Linked DNA regions of Homo sapiens: region 2 is linked to region 1. The links are chromatin loops, found by intact Hi-C in ENCODE. Cell type or tissue: mammary epithelial cell. All regions are shown on one strand. Each heading gives the region's core, and the rest is flanking DNA. Links, peaks and the distances in the headings are about the cores only. Region 1 overlaps AFG2A (AAA ATPase AFG2A). Region 2 has its middle 240 kb from the start of LINC02516.

What was found. Peaks named below come from ENCODE experiments on the same cell type or tissue, not always from the same donor. Only the 100,000 strongest peaks of a DNase experiment are listed, where the experiment ranks them.
Region 2: a loop joins it to region 1, with 11 times the contacts of the local background. A loop is called at or near these places in 2 of 110 quality-filtered maps.

What each region holds. Positions count from the first base shown.
Region 1 is chr4:123,125,612-123,128,536 of GRCh38, forward strand. All of the region lies in intron 14 of AFG2A (AAA ATPase AFG2A), which reads left to right. Among named protein-coding and RNA genes, the nearest start is that of AFG2A, 200 kb to the left of the region's middle. In mammary epithelial cell, for the core only: a CTCF peak has its summit at 1,766 (motif pointing right); a DNase peak (open chromatin) is centred at 2,460; H3K27ac peaks cover 999 bases.
Region 2 is chr4:124,320,725-124,323,649 of GRCh38, forward strand. No RefSeq gene overlaps it. Among named protein-coding and RNA genes, the nearest start is that of LINC02516, 240 kb to the right of the region's middle. In mammary epithelial cell, for the core only: a CTCF peak has its summit at 1,701 (motif pointing left); no DNase peak of the experiment used is centred there.

The sequences.
Region 1 (2,925 bases), core at 213-2,712:
TAAATTTTATCCTGCTGAGTACCTGTATCTTGAAACCCTGTACCCTATTAGCTTTGATGACATGACACTTTTCCCTTCTGCTGACTCTGAGTCTAGTACTCTTTTATTTCAGTGGAATTTAATAATCACCTTAATATGGCAAATATTTAAACAAAAATCTGAATCCAGTCCAGCCTCCGGTTTTGTTTTATAATTCAAAATTTGAAATCTCAATTATTTTATCTCAATTTCTTTTTTCTGCTCTATTACCATTACTCTTCTGGTTGAGTTATTTCCTTTATTACTGCCATTGCCTCTTGACTCGTTTCTCTGCCTTCAGTCTCTTTCTCCACCATTTCATATTCATTCTGTTTTATAGTATTCTTCCTAAAGGAGTGATATACTGTTAAGGAACATACAGGGACTCCTTGTTTGCCTCATCAAGTCCAGCTCTTCATTCTGGCTTTTTCACTTTGCAAAAGTTGCCCATACCCCATGCAGCATCTTACCATTATAGTATTTTCTGTTTTCACTGAACATTTACCTTTTATCTTGGCAATTATGTCTTCTGGTAGTCATGTGATATGCACGTACTATTATACATTCATTATTTTCTCCAGGCTTTTGCTTATTTTGTCTCCTCCTCTTTCATCTAAAACCATGCTCATTACTTTTCCTTGACTGCCTGTCTTAACAGCCTTTTCCATGAATTTTTTATTTTTGAGGTTTTGTTTAGTTTTTACTAAATTGGCTCTACAAATCTTTTTTCTCTAGCTTACTTGTCTTCTGTACCACCTAGCTTAGTTCTTGATGTTCTCTAATAGTTCATGTGTTCCAGGTTTTTCCTGTCTTTCTAATAACATGTAAGTATCTTGAGGTCAGAGAGATTGATACAGTTTGGCTGTGTCCCCACCAAAATCTCATCTCAAATTATAGTTCCCATAATCCCCACATGTCATGGGAGAGACCTGGTGGGAGGTAATTGAATCATGGGGGTGCTTACCTCCGTGCTGTTCTCATGATAGTCAGTGAGTTCTCATGAGATATGAAGGTTTTATAAGGGGCTTTTCCCCTTTTGCTCTCATTCTTCTCCTTCCTGCCACCATGTGAAGAAGGATGTGTTTGCTTACTTTTCCACAATGATTGTAAGTTTCCTGAGGCCTCCCCAGCCATGCCAAACTATGAGTCAATTAAACTTTTTTCCTTTATAAACTACCCAGTAGCCTTGGGTATGTCTTTATTAGCAGCATGAGAAGGAACTAATACAGAGATCAAATCATATTTTTGATAGCCGTCAGATAATAGTTGTTTCATGAATTTTGCCCGTTAATTAAAAATAAGACTACATGGCCAAGTGCAGTGGCCCACACCTGTAATCCCAACATTTTGGGAGCCTGGGGCAGGAGGATCACTTAAGGCTAGGAGTTTGAAACCAGCCTGGGAAACTTTGGGAGACCTTGTCTCTACAAAAATTGAAAAATCAGCTGTAGCCCTGGCTACTCAGGAGGTTGAGGCAGGAGGATTGCTAGCTAGATCCTAGAGGTTGAGGCCTATGGTGATCCGTGATCTTGCCACTGCTCTGTAGCCTGGGTGACAGGGTGAGACTCTTGTCTCTAAAAATAAATAAACATAAGACACAGAAGCTAAATATTTAAATCTCTTTAGTTTTCACAGGAAGTCAATAATGAAACCAGGATCTGAGTAGAAACAGTTATTTTAAAATCATAATATCACAGTTTTATCATATCAGTTTTTATAGTTGTAAAAATTTCACATCAGCAGAGGGCAGTCAAACCATAGTTCATTCAACTATCTTATGGGAAATTAAAATTTTCTCTGTGTTTTTCTGCTTAGGACACAAGCTGTACTTTATATAATCAGTTTGTAAATACATTTCAAAGCTCTTCAGTTGGTAAGCTGATAGAATTGTATTACTGTTTAGCCACGGAAGGTAAACAGTTTTTTTTAATAAATTTAAATAAAAGGAATTAATTTTTTTAGATCATGAAATGCTTTATTATTTGGTGTTTTTGATGGATGGCCACTTTACATAGAAATTTGTTTTTTCTGCCTCAGAAGCAGTATTTCTGTTAAATTGCCTGTTATTAATTAGGCTATTTTTTATTCAAAAATATTAACTTTTATGGAATACCTTTATTTTCCCCTATGAACTTGAGAAAAATGAGTTTTTATTAGAGGCTATAGTATAACACTAACTAAAATGTAGTTTGGAAAGTTTTATTGAGTTTTTCTTCCTTAACCTTTTCTTTGGCTGGCTGCAAACAACTAGTGATAATGTGTTTTTAGATGTGCTTATTTTCACCTCTTCCTCCTGGAGGTTAAGCTAGTACTCATTAAGGAAAAAATACAGTTTATACTAAACAGTGTTTAACATATACTGATGGTATTACTGTATTTCCTGTTTTGTGTTCACAATGAGAAGATTCTGAAAAACTGTCTTTGTGTAAATACTTTACTGACATACCAGACAAGTATAATCTTGTCTGCTGGTAGGCAGGAAAGAGTGATGTCCTGGAATGTTGTTGAGAAGGAAATCTCTTTGTGTTCCACAAATGATACCCTTAAACCCTTTAAGAATATAATTTTAAAATGACAGCTCTGAATTTGCTTTTCCTTCCGTTTATTAACTTTTCATGCGTTTAAGTTCAGAAATGCATTTAGTTGGGAAAAAAACCATTGTGTCTGAGAAAGAAGTATCTCCCTGGTAGTTTGTGGGAAATTATTGGTAGAAGTATCTCAGGGTAAACATAAAAACAGATTTAATAATTGTTGCTTTTTGTTTTCTTAGTTTAAACTTTTTCTGATACTTGAGTCAGGCTTTTGGTAATTCTCTACAGGCTTAAAAAAATGCAGCATCTCCAACAACCATCCGAAACATCTACCCAAGAAGTAATTTGGGGAGATTGTTGTTAGAACACAAATTTT
Region 2 (2,925 bases), core at 218-2,717, 1.2 Mb after region 1:
TCATACGATTACAGCAATGTTGATTAGTGGCCCAAAGTTAAGGTATTTACTATCTCTTCCTTTTTGAAAAAATTATGCCAATTCATACTCTACTGCATGTTGTTTGTACATTTCTTGCCACCTCATTCTGTTTAATATAATGGCAGTGACTTGATTTGTCTCATCCCTTGAGCTGAACTATGTAAAAGAAGCACAGTAGAAACACTTAAAACCTAAAAGATGTGGATTAAGGAGCTGTCAACTTCAAGACAATGTCCTGCAGCCCCCAGTACTTACCTGTTGTCTTTTTCATTACATGGAATAGGTGGATGTCGATACATCTCTATGAGCAGGTGTATTTGTATAAGTTAGTCATCTTCTGAATCTCCTATTACAGAACCAGGCCCATTATCAATCATAAGTGTATATTTTTTGACTGCTTCTTATATCTCTTGCTTTCCTTAGTTTTCTTTGTCATGAGGATATTTGATAGCCACATGCTGTGACAACAAAACAACTGGTTAACATAACAAATCCAGTTAAATGTTTGCTTTTTTATATGATGACTGCTATTGAGTTTTAATTTTTTGGCAGAAAAATTTGATTTTATTTTTACCAAATTAATCTGTCTTTTTTCTTTCCCACTGGCAAAAATAGAATCCTTACTCTAGAGTGAGTAATCTTTACTCAATCTTTACTGAATAACTTTCATTTGACCTATGTGTAATCACAGCAGAAGTGCTTTCTCCAGCTGAACTCTTTATTTAAATGACAGGGGTTACGCAGTATATATATGAAAGAGATGAATATCTTCATGCTCCTGCTGAAAGGAGAGAGTGCTTAGCCTGGACCTTCTTCCCACTGCCTATGGAGACCCCACATGGCCGCCTGTGGAATCCCCAGAACTACGTAGGGCACACTTTTAAATCTACTAGAGCTAAGATTTAAATGAAATTAGTAAATTACTCTCTATTGGGGAGTGGCATGTATTTGTATGGTTTAGTGTCTAGAATTACATGCTAAGAAACACTGGCAGGACTTTATTTTAAAAAATAATAAACTGTTTTCAGCTTTGGAAACTTCAAAAAATATTTAAGCACCATTTATCAGAAAAGTCAAACTATTGTTCATCTTCCCATCACTTACAGATATAATCAAGGCATTACATTTTGCAGTACCGAACTTGTTAAAAAGCCATATTTCTAAAAATCCAAGTAACCATTTTGCATATGAAGAGAATACAAAGTTCTGCTGAATGCTAATGTGACCCAGAAATAGCATTACCCTCTCCACATATTGGTTTGGCACATTCTTTTACCTTTAAGTAGAAACAGCAATCAAAGTGCTTGTAGCCATTTCTGAATCTTCTGTCAAAGTTAAAATTGCTTTGTCAATTTCATAAAATGGAAACATTTTATGAAATATTATTTTATTTCTCCTTGGCCTTATCATCATTCTTATATAATAAATATATTACTTGTCCTAATATAATTTATTTAATAATGTATATGTGCCTATAACCATAAGGCAATTCTTAGCAAGGTGTCTGGTTACAGCATATACTCAATAGGTGATCACATTTGTTGTCCTTGTTTGTAATAACTTTAGAGAGCATCAGAAGACTAGAATATGAAAACAAACGGAGCAATACAATATGCTCTACACAAAAGTAATCCTTTGCCATAAAGAGCACATTTTCGTAGACACAAAAATGGAGGTCTACCCTGCCATCTAGTGGATATATTGGGAAATAAAAAAATTTGTTTTTAAGGTTTCAAAGGAAGTTGCATTACATTTCACCAAAATGTTGCATTTTTCTTGAGCAAATAGCATCTGCTCTCTGTATTGCTTTCAGCATATTCTGTGAAGATTTATGCATGAATGAAATAAGATAATTTTCAGAAATCTTGGAAAAAGTGGGACTTGAGGATTACAGAACAGAAGCTAAAAAATTACAGTGCTTAATGAATGTTTTCACATATGGAACATCACAAAGCGAGAGTGAGAGAGGAAGGAGACAAATTGATGCCCGTATCGAGTTGTTTAAAAGAGGGAACAAATAAAAAAGAAACTACTTAGCAAATTTTTAAAGCTTAAAACCAGTCCCCAGGGTTCAAGGAATTATTCTCTAACACATGGAAAGCTTGGCAAAGACGGAAAATATCTTTTGGAAGAAATTTCAGTGTCTGGAAAGAGAAAGAAAAGGGAAGATGAAGAACATGTGATGAAAGAAAGCACAGCATTTATGAAGAATTCGGCAGCTCTGCAGCTGCTGAGAGCGGTGTCTGGCAGTGGCAGTTTTCCTTAACTTCACCTCAGAGCTGTTGGGTTTTGGTGGGAAAGAAAGCATGTTTAAAGAAAAACTTTCAATAAACTGGATGCAAAAAGTTTGCATTACCTTGTTAAAATGAAATACTATCAAAAGACTAATGTAATACCAAGCAAAGTGAATCTCCGGCCAGTTTGATGTCTCTCATGTTTCTGCTTGAGTATATGCATAAGATGTACGTGCCATAGGCCTTGACTTTAAAATGTTTGTGTGATATTGTATAAAAGATGTAGATGATAAACAAAAGAAATTTACAAATACTATTTGAGCTTTCAGAATGATGTGAGACATATTTCTACTAGCGTCCGTTGAAAATGTTCCAATGTGTTTTGCAAAATAATTTTTTAGGAGGAAAACATTGATTAAGACATAGGCTGAACTGTTAAAATTATTAATAAAACTCATCTGTTTGTTAAAAAATTAACAATAACATGGCATTGATTTTATTCAGGATGTCAAAATGTGTTTTTATGATTATGCATGTTTATAGCTTTGTCACACAAGTGACATGAATTCTCGGCAATTAAAAAGGACTTGAATTTCAAGGCACTTTAGGAAGATGATCTGCTCCTCTAGTAGCTCTGCATTTTATCAAGTTATGGTTCTGGAGTAAAGCA